2 separate regions of the Mus musculus genome follow, and region 1 is linked to region 2. A link is a loop called in an ENCODE intact Hi-C map of the cell type or tissue named here. Cell type or tissue: left cerebral cortex. All regions are shown on one strand.

What was found. A loop is a pair of places that touch in the nucleus more often than their neighbours do. Peaks named below come from ENCODE experiments on the same cell type or tissue, not always from the same donor. Only the 100,000 strongest peaks of a DNase experiment are listed, where the experiment ranks them.
Region 1: a loop joins it to region 2, with 4 times the contacts of the local background. A loop is called at or near these places in 4 of 42 quality-filtered maps.

The regions. Positions count from the first base shown.
Region 1 is chr1:124,506,227-124,514,226 of GRCm38, reverse strand. It overlaps a transcript of Dpp10 not described here. Among named protein-coding and RNA genes, the nearest start is that of Gm25578, 19 kb to the right of the region's middle. In left cerebral cortex, no CTCF peak of the experiment used is centred here; a DNase peak (open chromatin) is centred at 3,551.
Region 2 is chr1:124,041,530-124,049,529 of GRCm38, reverse strand. It overlaps Dpp10 (dipeptidylpeptidase 10), which reads left to right and starts at 3,971. Exons shown (of 26, transcript NM_199021.3): 1 at 3,971-4,158. The coding sequence starts at 4,087. In left cerebral cortex, CTCF peaks have their summits at 3,346, 5,893 and 7,756 (motif pointing right); DNase peaks (open chromatin) are centred at 4,414, 5,106, 5,899, 7,757 and 3 more places; H3K4me3 peaks cover 3,380 bases; H3K27ac peaks cover 3,180 bases.

The DNA of each region.
Region 1 (8,000 bases), 460 kb before region 2:
AACTGCAGTGCAGAGTAAGAAAATGAAACCTGTATATTCATGTGTGTGTGTGTGTGTGTGTGTGTGTGTGTGTGTGTGTGTGTGTGTGTGTTCATTCATCTGGGTATCATGGTCGCTGGATAAATTTTGACATCTATACTTGCCTTCATCTTGGGGCAACAAGGTCTCCTTTTCCTGTTTATGACTATGCATGCCAGGGTAGATATCTCGCAAGCTTCTGAGTACCATCCTATCTCTATTTCACACCTTGCTATGGAGCAATAATATTACAAACACATATTACCCTGCCTAACTTGTATGCAGGTTCTAGAGATTTGAACCCATCTCCTCATTGTATGCACGCACTTTACCCACTGAGCCATCTCATAGCCATAGTTAAGATATATGAGAATTGTCATAAACAAGAAATAAAAGCAAAAGCATTGTTGACATCTCTTCATAGTTATAACTAGGATTTGTGCTTAAACTATATTAAATACTAGCTGTTGCCAGCATTACTGCATCAACTTTGTGAAATTTAATCAACCAGTTAGAAAAGTCCTTAGCATGATTCATCTTCCTTTCCACTGTCAAAGAATTGTGGAACAATGGCCTGAACTTGTATCTGATTGAAGAAGGCATTTTGAATGCATCAGAGAATGTAGGGACCTATACATTTATTGCTGTTGTCTAGACAATTTCAGATTTACTATACATTTTGAAGAGAAGGCAGTGGTCTGTGAAAAGGCTAACATTTCTCTAGGAGACAAAAATCTGCCTGACAGCAAAACATCCCTCCAGCCTTTCCCAAGCACTGCTTATACAGAAAGCTTGATGGAAGACAGAATCTATAAGACTTCAAGGAGACACAGTTGAGAGATAGAATCAATAGGAGGCATCTGTATTCCTGTCTTGGACCATCCCGAGGTCAGTATTTGGTTATTTCAGAAGGTTAAAATTCAAGTAGATCATATGCTGATGGGCAGATACCAAACCTCAGAGGGCAGTGATTTCATGTCCCACAGCTTCTAGTCTCAGTCATTTCCAGGACTGGGGGTGATTTTAAACAATGCACATAAGCCTGTTTCCTGGGCTGTAAAATGCATATTAGTTTACTCCTCTTTTGTTTCTTCTTCTAGAATTTTAGGAAAATATATAAGAGGAAAACCATCTAGCACCAGCACACATTCCAACTGAAAGGACGGCTGGAGCTGGACATCCATCCATTCAGGAGAAAGCTTGGCTTGCAGAGAAGCTGGGAGCGCTTTGCCTGGTCCCTATGGGACTTCACAAAAATCTCTTACTCTTTTTATAGGATCACTACCTCTAGTGAGGAAAAAGGTCAAAACTGGAAACAATAGCTGGCCAGTAGAGTGACTAACTGGAGAATCTGGGGCCAGATGTCTGTGCTCCAATCTCTGTCCAATTATTTCACAGGTCTTGCACATTTTCAGAACAAGTTAATATTTTGAACCTTGACTTCATTTATGGGAGATTAGAAGGCAGCTTTGTAAGTGAAGGCCTTCTCCATGGCTACCCATGGTGGATCCCAATGAAAAGAGGTAGTCCATGGTTCTAAGGCACTTATTGTCATGGTAGAAAGTGGATGAGTTAAACCATATCCCATTTCTCAAGATGGGCCTGATGATAAGTACCTTTTGCAGGGAGAAATATCTTATTGGCTAAGAAAAAACTTATTGGGTAAGCCCTCCAGGCCTTTATGTACCTCATTAAAATGGAGATCTGTCTGGAGCCTATGTGACCACTGGTCATGTCCTCTGCAAGTGGAGGAGTTTGGGGCCTTGTCTTTAAGTGACTAGTGGCCACAAATCTATAGGGGGCTGCAGTTAGTGACAGGGGTTTGATATCTGGGAAAGCAAAACACCTATTCTCCCTTCAGGGTTTCTGGGGCTTTAAGCCTTAGCTCAACTGGGGACCAAGCTACCTTTCAAGGTCCCACATAGCACACCTTTTCCACCTTGTCTGAACAAGACAGGTCATAATTCACTCATCTGGTACATTTGATTAATTGTATGAACAGCAGAAAGCCCAGGGAAATTGCTAATATAGAATATATGTTCTTACAATGACAACACAGTCAACATCTGTCAATTTTACCTGCCTGCCATTCATTTGTATTGTGCCAGTGGCAGTCTTTGATTGTCCTTTCAGGGAACTTAGCCCTATTGAGACTGTCAAATTCAAGACTTATCATTTCAAGACAAAGGGTGAGAAGTCATGCAACCTAACTCAATCATGCCGTCTCTTCTTAAATACTTGTTTTCAGCCAAATGGCACAAAACAGTATCAGGTCATCCATTTGTCACAAAGCTTTAAAAATCCACCTGTCCTCAATCCGTAAGTATTTAAAGAAGTCTTATTCCTAAATGCCTGTCATCCAGCAGTTCTTCTCATCCTTAAACAACCTCTTCCCTTCTGGCAAAATTCTTAGTCTAAGTGAGACTTCACTTTATATTCTTAAATCAAATAGCATAAATAAAGACATTAAGAAAGACAGCATATTTTTGAAGGTGAAATGTTAGGGGTAGTAATGAAATGTGGCAGCGGTTCTTCTATAAATAAATTAGAACTCTTGCCAAAAATATTGTTCGGTTGCTTTCTAAAACTCTCTTCTTAAAAACAGTCTAAATTTGGGGTGAATAGTCATTGAATTTGATATTAGAAGAAATAATGAGTCATAGAAGTAGGAGTATCTTGTACTAGCATGGAGACATCAAGATGGGTATGGGACAATTTTGAGTAAGGAAAATGAGCTGTGTACAATGGAAAACTATCTTGAAACTTAGACATCTATACAGGCTGAAAATAGTGTGTGACAATAAGAGGGATAGACAGCTATGATCTTCTGGCCCTTTGTTGCCCAATGTCTGTCTTTGGATTTTTTTTTTTTGACACACTGATTCATTTGTTTGTGGTTTCTTGAATACAGCAAGAACAAAACTATTCCCATGACAATTGATCATGACATTGGTGCTTTAAACCTACCTGGCCATTTGCAGGGATGACTTGTTGACTCCTAATTTAAAATACATTTATGTACTGGGGTAATAGCTCAGTCAATAAAGTACTTAACTTGGAGGAATGAAGACCTGAATTCAATCACTAAAACCTAAGTTAAAATCCAAATGCTTGGCCAGGAGAATGTGAACACAATCCCAGGACTGTGCTGGTAGATGTAGGCGTATCTCTGGGGCTTGCTGTGCAGTCAGAATAAACTACTCCGTGAGTTTTAAGTCAGTGAAAGACCCTAACTTAAAAAGAAGGTGAGTAGTGCATGATGAACTACACTAAAGGTCATTCTTTGTTCTCCACAATTAAGCATGCACACACACATGCGAGGACACATATATATAGTAGTAGTCGTAGTCGTAGTTGTAGTCGTAGTAGTAATGCCCTAATAATTATAGTCAGGTTCAGAAATCGAATTAGCTACTGTACCCTATTTGCTACTTCCTTTCAAAGTAAATTGAAAACAGTGTCTGAAACTTCAAAGACTCTAGCTGGCAGTGTTGGAGGTGGATAGCTTCTAAAATGGGCTATCTGGAGGATGCATTTCTTCACACTGTTATGGTAACGTGCTACATAATCACATGCGATGGGAGGTTTTGTTCTACTGCATTTGGAATTGGTTAGTGAAGAGAATACATCATCACATAATTTTTTATTCAAGTACACAAGTTTTGTTTTGTTTTGTTTTGTTTTGTTTTGTTTTGTTTAATCAAACCCTATTTTTAGTGTATACTGATGAGTGTAAGGGGCACATGAACCAATATGCAGCTGGCTATCTGATCTTCAAAAAATTTTAATTTCCCATAAACAAAGGTCCAAGGAATTATAAACAAAAAGACACTATAAGGCAAAATTAAGTCTGCCTGAAAGAGATTAAATGAAAAGAGTTGACTTTTCTTTCTCCTTTCACATTTTCTTAGAGTTAAGAACAAAGATGAAACGACTGTAGTCCATATTGACACTTGGGATACTTTCAATGAAAATTAGGTATGATTTTTCTTTTAATATCAGAAGATCTGTTGGGGCTGAACCTGTTCAAGTTGGAATATGTGGGATGCTTGGACCTGGCAATGGAGGGTCACTGGGAGTGGAACATGACTGACTCTACAAAGGCAATCATTTTGTCCAATCATTTCTTCTTTCTCTCTGGGCCAACTTCCTCATTACTTTTACTGTTCATGTTTAGAGGCTTATTTTATTGTTTTTATTTATGTCTATAGTGAGCCCATGTACTGTGCACATGTGAATGTTAGTACCCACCAAAGGCAGAAAAGGGGACCATCTGGAGCTAAGGTACAGGCAGGTGTGAATCTCTTTTGCAGGTGCTGGGGACCAAACACTGGCTCTCGTAGGCAGCAAGACCATTATACACTCTTCACCCAGGAGCCATTTCTCTGGCTACCCTGCCTCTCCCTGATTCTTTTAAAGAAACTGACCTGCTTTAAAATGACATTTCTATGATTTGAGAGAGCTTTTGTTTAGTGATGTAGAAATGTTCCTGTCTGTGGACAGTTGCACATGAATGTATGTGCACATATGTGTGGAGGCCAGAGCGTTAGCTCAAGTGCTGATCCTCAAGACACCATCCACCTTGTTTTTGGAAAGAGGTCTCACACTGGCCTGAAGCTACTTTACCTAATTTCGCTAAGCTGGCTGTCCAGCTAGTCCCAGGGATCCACATGTCTCTACCTCCCTAGAGCTGAGAATACAATTTCATGCTACCATACACAGGTACACTTTTTTTATACCCATTGTTTCTTACTAACTGGAAAATTTCCAAAGAAACTTAGGTGGATCAGTCCATTTCACCAGCTCCTTCCACTTTCTGTTTCTCTCATACTAATTCCCTTTATTCCAACTATTTCCCAAACACAAAATGCCAATAAAGCATGAGAATAGTGACACTGAGCTCGATAGATGTCCAGTGGTTCAAAGTGCAGAGCTGTCTTTGCCCCCTCCCCACAGCGAGGTCCTTTTCTGCTGAGCCAAGTACATTTAATTAACTCATTCATTTGCTCTGACCCTATTATCAGTCTTAATTTTTCTTGCCTTCCTCTGATCTCAGGGCAGAAAAATCAATTGTTTCAAATCAATTAAAAGAAAAAGGGATTTAATAATCATCAGAGAAATGGCAGATAAAACCCCACCACTACACACTCCTTACTGGCTATGCGATCTGCTCAGGGTGCAGAATCCTTCCAGGCATAATGGATGCTGGGAGGCTGGAAAGTGTTGTCTCTGGATCATTTGATTTCCACAGGGGAGCAAAGACTTCCAGAAGACATTGGAGAATAGATCTGAGAATCATCTTAGAGAAAACGCCGGATCATTTTCCTTCCTTGCATTTGATGAGCCAACTCCAAAGGAACCCACTGAGAAACTATTTAGAACTCTAATTAAAGAAATGAAGCCAACTCCTTTAGGTACCATCTAGAGATGAACAGAAATAGAAATGGAACCAAACAATCCCCCAAACAAGGGGCCTTTATGTGTCTATAGCAGTCTCACACCATCTCATTTAGGCATGGAAAGCAAAGCATCGGGCTGGAGACGTGGATGAGCAGATAAGAAGGTACACTGGGGAGGGACAGGAGAGGTGGCCAGATGGTCTTGAGAATGAATGGAAATCTGCAACTGACAGGGCTGGGGAGGTAGGAGACACCTCTAGGACTATACAGAGACCTGGGCCAAGGGAGATGCCCAAGAATCAATGGGGGTGACCTTAGCTGTGACTCACATCATTGAGGATATGGAACCTGAAGAAGCTACGTCCTCTAGTCAGCCAGAAATGCCAGTGAAACTACAGAGACACCAACCCACCCACAGACCTTTCACCCCCAAATTTATCCTGTCTACAAGAAATACAGGGATATGGGATGGAACAGAGACTTAGAAAATGGCCAAGCAATCTTAGATCCAACTTGAGCCCTATTCTATGGGCAAGTACCAATCCCTGACACTAATATTAATACTCTTTTATGCATGCACATAGGAGTCTAGTATGGTTGTTTTCTGAATAACTTCACCCATCATCAGCTGATTCAGATAGATGCAGACATCCACAATCAAACAGTGAGAGGAGGTTGGAAACTCTTGTGGAAGAATAGGAGGAAGGATTGTAGGCCTTAAAGTGGATAGGAACTCCACAGGAAGATCAACATTGAGACTAACCTGGACCATTGGGATTCTCAGAGACTGAAACATCAGCCAAAGGGCATACACAAGACCACTGGGACTCTCAGAGTCTGAAACACCAAACAAATGGCATACACAGGCTGGACCTAGGCCTCCCTGCATATATGTAATAGATATGCAGCTTGGTCTTTATGTGGGTCCTGAGCAACTGGGGCGGGGGAGACTATCTCAAAAGCTATTGCCTATCTGTGGGATATGTTATTCTAGCTGGGCTGAATTGTTTGGTCTGTGTGGAAAAGGACATCTGATGTCCCAGAGTGGGACGATACTCAGGGGTATCCCAATGCTCAGAGAAGAAGGGGATAAAGATAAGGGAAGTATTGTAGCAGTGAGTGAATGGGAAGAGGGCAGTGAGCAGGATATAAAGTGAATAATTTAAAAGAAGAAGAAAGAGAAGGAGAAGGAAAAGGAGACGAAGGAGAAGAAGGAGGAGGAAGAAGAAGAAGAAGAAGGAGAAGAAGAAGGAGAAGGAGGAGGAGGAGGAGGAGGAGGAGGAGGAGGAGGAGGAGGAGAAGAAGAAGAAGAAGAAGAAGAAGAAGAAGAAGAAGAAGAAGAAGAAGAAGAAGAAGAAAAGGTTTCATTTGAAAAGACCCGAGTATGGTTCTGTGACTATGGAGTCACAGAAAGATGGAAGATGGGCAGGTCATTTGATGCACTCTTCTGGTCTTCATAGAAATGAGCATGCATGAGTGCAACCAGGCACACACACACACACAAATCCATACAAATATGCACACACAGAATTAAAATAAATGTTTTAAAAATGTTAAGAACCAAAACTTGCAGTGAGATTGAGGCTGCACTGTGAGTTTCCTTGGTACACACTCGGTTGTGCATCTATTTTGGTGAGAACGAACTTTGTCATTTAATCAGTCCTGAGTGGCCTGCTTTTCCTTCATAAAGGTTAAGGGAAGGAGTGACAGAGTAGTCTCTCCTACTTTCATTAAGGGACTATGGATAAGTAGGTGAGAAATGGTGCTGGTGGGAGAATTTCCCTTTCCCACCCCTGCTTTTTGGCAGTTAGATGTTAATCACACAGCATTAGTCCTTTAGGGTGCCAGCCACCTGACAACTTTCCCTTAAGAATAACAAATTGTGTCCTTCACCAGTAAGAATAAGACTTCATTCTGTTTTCATTTTTTTATCAGTCTTTTACCCTCTGTAAATGCGATAAGTATGAAAGTCTTTTTTTTTTTCTTTCTTTTTTTAAGGGCCGCTGAAGAGATTTTGGACAGAAAAAGACTGTACTTTCTAACATGAATATGGCAAAGTCACCTCCAATATAGATCTCCCTTCTCTCACCTCAGTCCAGCTGTGTTGACAGAGATACACCTGTCAAAGCCTTTAAAAGGGTCAACACCCAGAAGAGTGGTGTCTCAAAGTTCTGGAGTTTGTGGAAATACATAAAACTTATGAGAATATTTTATGTACCTATTTTATGTTCTTAAACAAACTGGTATGTTTTATACTCTAAAAGTCCCAGACATTTATAAAATGCACATTAAACATATCGATCCACCCCAAGCTTCCTATCAAACCACTCAAGTAGTCCTATTCATCCACCTTCGAGCTTCATGTCCTTTTATTTGTTTATTTTTGGCATTAATACTCCTGAGGTCAATGAGTGCTGCACATATACATGCAGCTGTGTGGCCAAGCACTGGTGCATGGGAAACCTACTAACAGACAAAGGAGAGTGACGTTTCCTTCCTTAGCACCTCTCTCTATAGGAGTGCTGCATCAGAGGTGCCTGCACATCTGAGTTGAAATGTTATTGGCTTTATTTTGTGCAGGCA
Region 2 (8,000 bases):
ATAATATCTTGAGCCAATTCCCTCATTATCTACTTTCGTAACCTGTCCTGAATGTCTCAACTTCATATTCTAAGGGGAAAGGTGATACAGTGGAGTATCTCACTTCTGAGACTCTGGCAGCCAGCTAGAGATGCCCAGGGGAGATGTCTGCAAAACGGTTGGGGGGGGGGGGGGTGTCTCTAGGAACCCAGTGAATCCATGGAGAAGGCAGCTGTGTAAACTGTGTCTTCATGAAAACCTGAAGCCATTCCATTTTCACAGTACAACAGTGAACTTAAATTTAGTAAATTATTCTGAATGAAGTGGTCAGCTATCTATCAGAACACATGTATAACCTATAAGAGGAGTATTTTACGGGTGGCTTTATCAGGTGTCTCTAAGTTGTAAGAGCATGATTTTCCATCACTGGAACAGGAAACAACCCTCATTACCTACTCACAAGTGTTACAATGCCCGTGCTTTAGTTCCTCCAAGAAACAAAGTAAGAAAATTTTCTCAGAGGCATTCACAAAACTCATTATACTTTACCTTATACCTTATTCGAGTTACGTTGTAAGCACCCATGGGTTCCTCTGTGGTGTGTGTGTGTGTGTGTGTGTGTGTGTGTGTGTGTGTGTGTGTGTGTGTATGTGTGTGTGTGTGTGTATGTGTGTGTACATGTATGTGTGGTGCCCAGGAACATCCATGCACATATGTGAGAAGCCCAGAGCTCCATATCTGGTGTCTTCTTCTGATGCTCTATATCTTACTGTTTAACACATGATTTTTCTCTTGCAACTTGCTGACTCAGCAGGACTAGCTTGTGCACAAACCACAGGGATCCTCCTCCTTTTATTTCCCCAGTTCTGGGTTACAGGCATGGAATCCCACCAGGGATTTTCAGTGTGAGGGCTTAGGATCTGATCTCAGGTCCCAAGCTTGTGCAGGAAACACTAGTTAAGGAGTCATTTCCCTAACCTCATTATGAAGCTTTTTATTTTCCGCACAACTATGTCAATTAAATGTTAATTTTACATTTATGAATCCTAAAGATACTAATAAAGCAATATAATTACTATGCAAGTGAGTGTAATAAGAAACTACTGGAAAATGTATAGGTAAGTCTCTTTTGTGAGCTACCTCATATATATATATATATAAAATCTGTATATATTCATAATCTAATTTCCCCCTACTACATTGTAAACATAAGTAAATAACTTATCACTCAGGAGACACTTTTCTGATTTACGAAACTAAACATGTAAAATTACGCAGATTTAGAGCTAGCAGGGATCTTAGTAGTGATCCAGTGTGGAAATTTTAATTTTACCAGATATGGATGCAGAGGTGAGTTGCCATTGGCTTCCCTTGGCTCTTAGCTCCACAATGATACAGCAGGAGCAACTGCCAGCCTGCCTAAGCCTGGGTGGGGACTACACACACAAGCAGTGCAGTGATTGTTATATGAATATTAGATTATGAATTAGTATTTCTACCTTTGTCTTTAATGATGCTGTAATCAGAGACCATACTAAACAGAACTGCAAACATTTCTTAGAAAGAAATGTTTCCCTTCAGTAGGAAATCAAGTTAGAACTAGAAAAGCTAAGATTGTAGTTCCAATGTCTCATTTACTCACATTTCTGAGAAGAGAGAGAGAGAGTATTTTATATATAGAGAGAGTATTTTATTTGGGGAAATCAATTTACATGTTATTTAAGTTTCTGAAATTTAAACTATAGGTATCCATGACAAAAGGCAAAGACTCAAATAACCTATTCTTGAAAGTAAGATTTTCTCCCAGGCACCAGAGTTAGTGAAGCACGTAACAATTTATGTCTTGATTTGAAAGTAAAGTAAATTTTATACTGAATACTAAAAGTGAATGCAAGTTCAGCCACTGAATTCAATCCAATAAGTTATCCCAAATGGAAGCCACTATTCCTGCCTCATACTTTCTCCATGTGAAAGAAATCTGTCATAAAGTAAGTTCCCTCACGTTGAGCAAATTGTCCAAAATGGAATCGCTTGAGAGGATTCGTACACTCCAATAATGAAGAGATGAGCAAAATGTAAAGATGGACGCATTTTTCTGAATAATGCATGCTGTCTCCCCAGCCACTCAAATGACATAGAAGGGAAAAATCTGGGTTGCTAGATTTATAGACTAGCTATTTTACTTGTATTTCATTTTTATACATGCTTTATACTTTTACAACAAGTAAAATTATTCCCATCAAAATGTTATTTCTACTCAAACAGAACAAATAGAACATTCACAAGAAGTCAGGGATCACAGATGTTTGAAAAGTAAAGGTTTGCCTTCACCCAGATTTGTTTTTATGACTGTTGGGGGTAAACATAATTTTCTAGTAACGCAATTAGCAAAGGTAGACAGTTGACAAGTGGCAACTTCATAGAGTAACTGGGACAGGAAAGGAGACAGCACTTAGCTAACCATACCCCCACACAGCTACCCAACACCAAGGTTTCTGTTCCTTCTACCCAACTACTGAATTTATCAAAGCACCAGCTGGCTCTGTAGGTAAAGATGCTCCCGGGTATGGAGCATGAGCACCAGAGTTCAAGCCCCAGGACCAACTCGGTTCGGGGAGAAAACCCATGCTGGGATATTTGTCTCCCTCTTGCCTTTCAGTGATGAGCAATCCTCTGTGGACCCAGAAATCAGAGACTAGGACATTGCTTGTGTTCCATTTACCAAAATATATTCCTCTGCGCAACTTGGACAGAGCCACCTGCAGGTACGTGCCGGTGAAATTAGTGACCTTTGATAATTATAGCCCACAGTGCTCCACTTCTAAACTAGGCTGACTTTCTGATTTGTACCAGGGCTCCAGGTCCCAGGCTCCACGCTGTAGTTTAAGCTCTTGCATACAGGTGGAAAGGTGGAAGGCGAATGGAGAGGATCAGAGCCTTAATCTAGCCCTTGTTCCCCCTCCTCTTATCTCCTGTTTGGACAAATGTTCTGGGAAACATACTCGGGATGGGAATGGCTTGAATGGAGAGGAAGAACTTAAGAATTAAAAAAAAAAAATGTATGCAGTAAAAAGGATGTGGAAAGAAGAACCATGTGTGGTTAATGTCAATTTTTTTTTTTTTTTTTTTTTTTTTTTTACAAACCTTTAGGGATTCCAGTGCGTTCAGCCATCTCAGGAATCCAAGGTGGAAGTTAAAGCCTTTCTATTGCCTTAAGTCAGTAGATGATGCACACCCTTGGGTCACTGTATGGGACAAATGTCTCCGGTGCAGACAGGTGTCGCACACGCCCAGTGGGGCCCCAGGCGGGGATCCCCCTCGCACCCCCTCCCCTGCTACCCCTGCTTTCTCGAAGTGCTGGAGCATGCCTAGTGGCCGCTCTGGAGCCACCAAGGGTTTTTGCACTAGCTCACACTCCGTTTCTCCGGGTTTTATCCAGAGCCCGCGGGGGGTGGGCGGGGGGCTGGGGGGAGCCCGTAGAGCCTGGCGGCCTGGGCTACACCAGTGGGGAGCGCGTACGGGGCTGTCTCCCGCGCGCTTTAAGGTTGCTCGGGAGATGCTGGAGCGCAAAGCCTGGCTGCTGCTGCTGCTGCTACTACTGCTACTGCTGCTGCTGCACCTGGCGCGCTGAGCACCGTGCGGGGAGCCCCGAGGGCCGGCGGCGGTGCGGGTGCGCGGGTGGCGGACTGCGGTAGAATGAAAGCCTGGCTCCTCCGGCGTTGCAAGCCACCGCTCCGGCGCGATCAGGTGCTGGCAGCCAGCCGCCCGCCGCTCCACTAACTTGCCACTTGGTCGCATCTGGTGTCTGCATTTTCGGGTGGTGGTGGGGGGGCGGGGACAGTGGGGAGTCCGAGGATCTGCGGTAGTGGAAAAGAGGGATCCTGCAAAAGAGGGAGACTACTTGCTTCTGCTGCCGCTCTCCGTCCCCTCCCTGGCGCTCCCCTTCCCCCCCCCCCCCCAAACCCCACCGCTGCCGCCGCTGCTTTTCTCTTCCGCCAATTCCGAGAGCGACGGGGCGTCTGTGACATGCGATCGCTTGCCAAGTGACGGTCCCCGAGTGTGAAGTGCCCGCGAGGAAGTGTGAGCTCCGACGCGGGCGGCAAGGGGATGACAGCCATGAAGCAGGAGCAGCAACCCACCCCAGGGGCCAGGGCAACCCAGTCGCAGCCAGCCGACCAGGTGAGAGTTGGCCTCTAGGGACTATCCCTCCAGGGAGGGGTGGCTCCAATCAGTGTCCCCCCCCCCCCCACACACACACATTAGTCCCTCAGGATCCGCTCCCACGTTTGCCTCTCTTCATCTTCCCTCCGCCCGACTCCCAGGCTCTCTTGTCTCATCCATGGACCCAGCAGGAACTTAGAGCAGCCTAGTGCGCTCTGGCGTCAGAATGCTCAAGGTGGAGAGCCGTGGGGAAGCGGGCAGAGAGGTAAAGGCTGGAGATGTGCCAAGGCAGATAGGCTGCTGTGGGATGGAGGGGTGATCTGTTCTACCGTGGGGAGTCTTGACTTCTGCTGAACGCATTTGGAATGGATCTAGCGCTGTCCTGGAGACTGGCTCTTGAACAGGTCCAGCCTTGTCTCACTGGCTCAGACGCGCGCTGGCTGGAGATACTGAAGTAGGCAAACGACCTTTAAGCTATTAGAGTTTCCCTTCTGTTTTCTTTTGAGAGGATCATGATGGAAAAGCAGGGTGGGAAAAGAGGACTTCTCTAGTCTGCCGGGTGAAACTGAGCATGAGGGAATAAAAGGCGTTTATCATTCAGAATGGCAAGGAAGGTCTGGCTTTGGTGGTTTGTTGGGTCTAGATGTGTAGCGTCTGCTGAACTAAGGTGCCCTGCAGAACTAAGGTGCCCTGTATTGGCTGATTGGTTATTACTGTCCCCTTTGCGTCCTTTGATACCTGCCACCCTTTTTGGGTTGGTGTTGTTTGGGTCTTTAGACAATCTGTAGCCTAATGTTATGGAGAAATGTCTGTTTCCTGGGTCTGGTTTGGGGGAGATTTGAGAGTTGAGTCACGCTTTTTCTAAAGTTGGAGGGATCAGGAGCGAGGCGAAGCTCTCTCAAGGAGGACGGAGGCTGTAGAATCTGCCTGAGATGCGATCATATTTACATCAATTACAACTGGACTAAGAGGGCCATTCTTGGTCAGCGCAATGCTATGGAGCTAGATGATCCCGCAGCGAGATGCAGGAGGTGGAGCGCCAAGCTCTTTGCCCAAGGAGCGCACTGTCGGTGGAAGGCTGCTAGAGGCGTTTTAAGCATAGACACTCAGCTCACAGTTAGAAGTGCAGTGACTGGGCTGGGGGACCATACAAGGCAAGTAGACCCCAGCTCTTCAGCTCTTGGTATTCTAAACACTGTAGCCTTGGAGGAGCTGTCCAAATTGCCCAGAGCGATGCTGAAGCAGAGGAAGGGATGCCAGGAATGTTGTTATTAATATTCCAGTCTTGGTCATCTCCCCTGGCTTGTGGTCTCTTTCCTCCCTCTCCTATCCCATCCCATCTCCCTGCACATGTGTTTCACACAGGTGGAAAATTTCAGTGCTTTACAGCTCTCTCTGTTTAGTGAGGTAAAAATTGCAGTTTATGAAGCGTCTGCAGCCTTAAACCACCCATTCTTCGCCCTTAGATAAGAAGGCAAAGATTAAAATATTATTTATTCCACAATGTCCCCTCTTCTTATACCTCTTCTTTGCCCCCCTCCCCCATCAGCACACATCACCATGTAGAGACTGGTTGGCAGACTTATTGAAAAATATTTCAGGAGAGGAACACGGATGTAATCTTCCCTTTTAAGGCTGAAGTCCTTAAATTTTATCCACAAGGCTTGGACTCTCGACTGCTCCAGGAGGGATGTAACCGATAAGAATGATTAGCCAGGAGAGAGTCTACACATGAAATTTTTGCTCACTAACCTGTGACACCAGCTGGTAACTTGAGGTGCTGCAGACAGCTTCTGGAAGGGTGGGGGAGGTTTGCAAGAGGCAAGGCAGATATACAGAGGCACACTATATATATGCGTGGCAAATCCCTTTGTCAGGATTAACCTGACACTTAAAATTCACATGGTAAGAGAGGTTCGAACGTGGATTCATTTATTTCCCTAGCATGAATATTGGTAATGGCTATTTCAGATATTCAGAGAGTGGTCATCTGCAGAAGTCTAATTCTAATTGGGTATTTAAAAGAGATTCTGTGCTTGCACATGATTTCAAAGTGTGAGTAATATGCATACAGTCCATGTATTGGAAGAGGGTGATTTTTGTAAATGCAAAGTTAGGCTGATATAACTATTACATTAGCCTCAGAGGATACTTTCAGAAATTCCTGGGGAATCCTTGTAGCTAGGACTCTCCTTGTTCAAAGACTAATATATAAAATGATGGCCATTGTGAATGCTTAAGTTATGGTCTGAAACAAAGAATTGAACAGATTCAGTCACTATGCCTTGAAAATTTTCAAATAATCAGACAATGTTCATGTCATGCTAGATATGTTACAGTAATTGTACTGGCTGCCAGAATACTTCAAAATAAAAATTCATAAATTTAACTTAACTTTTACCTTCATGCAGTTCTTTTCGGTGATTAAACAGGAGGCGTATTCCAGCTACTCACTCAGTGTGTATTGATTCTGAGTGATTTAGACTTTTGAATGTTGTCCAGAAGGTCTTTCACTTTCTGTGATAGTGATTTTCATGAGCCTCATAGATGCCTTGCCCTGTGGCATCTGACATATATGCATTTAGCACGGGGCAAGAAAAGTCATTCTTGGGAATGGTGGTGGCTAGGGGGTCATTGAATCCGGAAACTATCGTAGCCTATAAAGGGCTCCTTTTCTCTGCTTCCTCTTGTCATTTGCTGTCCTCTGTCACATTCACCCTGACTAGAGGCAAGGCCTCCTAAGAAAACAGCAGGGGCTGTGCACATTTTTAAAAAATATTTTGAGTCATTGCCAATATATTTATCACTTTAGTCATCACCCTTTTAAAATACCAATTGATTCAGTTTTTTAAAAGACTGATTGCATTTACAATAGCTGCTTTTGTTTTAATAATACTCTACATTTATAAAAGGCTAAAAAATATATAAGCTTACAGGGGCAGATATAGTCACACCAACTTACCATGATCAATTCCCCACTTTTTATTGACGGATCTAAAGATCTTGAGTGGCCAATTATAGCTCATTGTTATCCGAGAACAATCACCTCTGAAGCAGTTGTTCTGTGTACTCTTATGTTCTTGAGTTGAGCAGGAAACATTTATCAAATGCAGTTTTATATTAGACTCTCAAAGCAGCATTTTGAGGTCACTTTTGTTGCCTCCATTTCCCACTTCAGTGATGATGGTACGAAAGCTCTTTTTAAAAAGTTAAGCCTCATAATCAAATTTGTCTTCAGAATTGTTGATGTGACTGAACTTGGGTCATTTAAATTGGAAGTCCCACCTCCCAACTTCTACACAATCACAACAACATATTCTCATGAGAAGTAGTGAGAATGATTACAAACTTTGCTTTGTGCATGTGTGTACATCACCTTGAATGGTAAATAGATATATGTCTCTTTAAATCATCAGGCACTGTGTAAATGCTGCCACTTTGAACGTTAAAAATGAACTAGGCATATTGCTAAATAATCTAGAAACAATGAAACAAATCAGGTAGATGATCACAAATACATTAGGAACTTTAGAAAACGTTTCTATCTCACTTTTGTGATAGTGAGGTGATTCTCAAGGTTTGTGAGTTTAGCAAGACAGGGTTTTGAAATTGTTCTTATTCCACCAGGTGGCGCCTTCTGCTGAGCCAACTGGGACAGTTACCTCTTGAGTGCTTGGCTGTCTTCTTAAAGCCAAAAACAAAACAAAACAAGACAAGATAAAACAAAACAAAACAAAACAAAACAAAACAAACAACTGTGGGCACACACAAAGCTCAAATAAAGTAAAAGAACAAACTCCAGTTCTGAAATACAACTTCATAGTACTTTTTAAAACAACTTTTACAGCAATGGTAAAAAT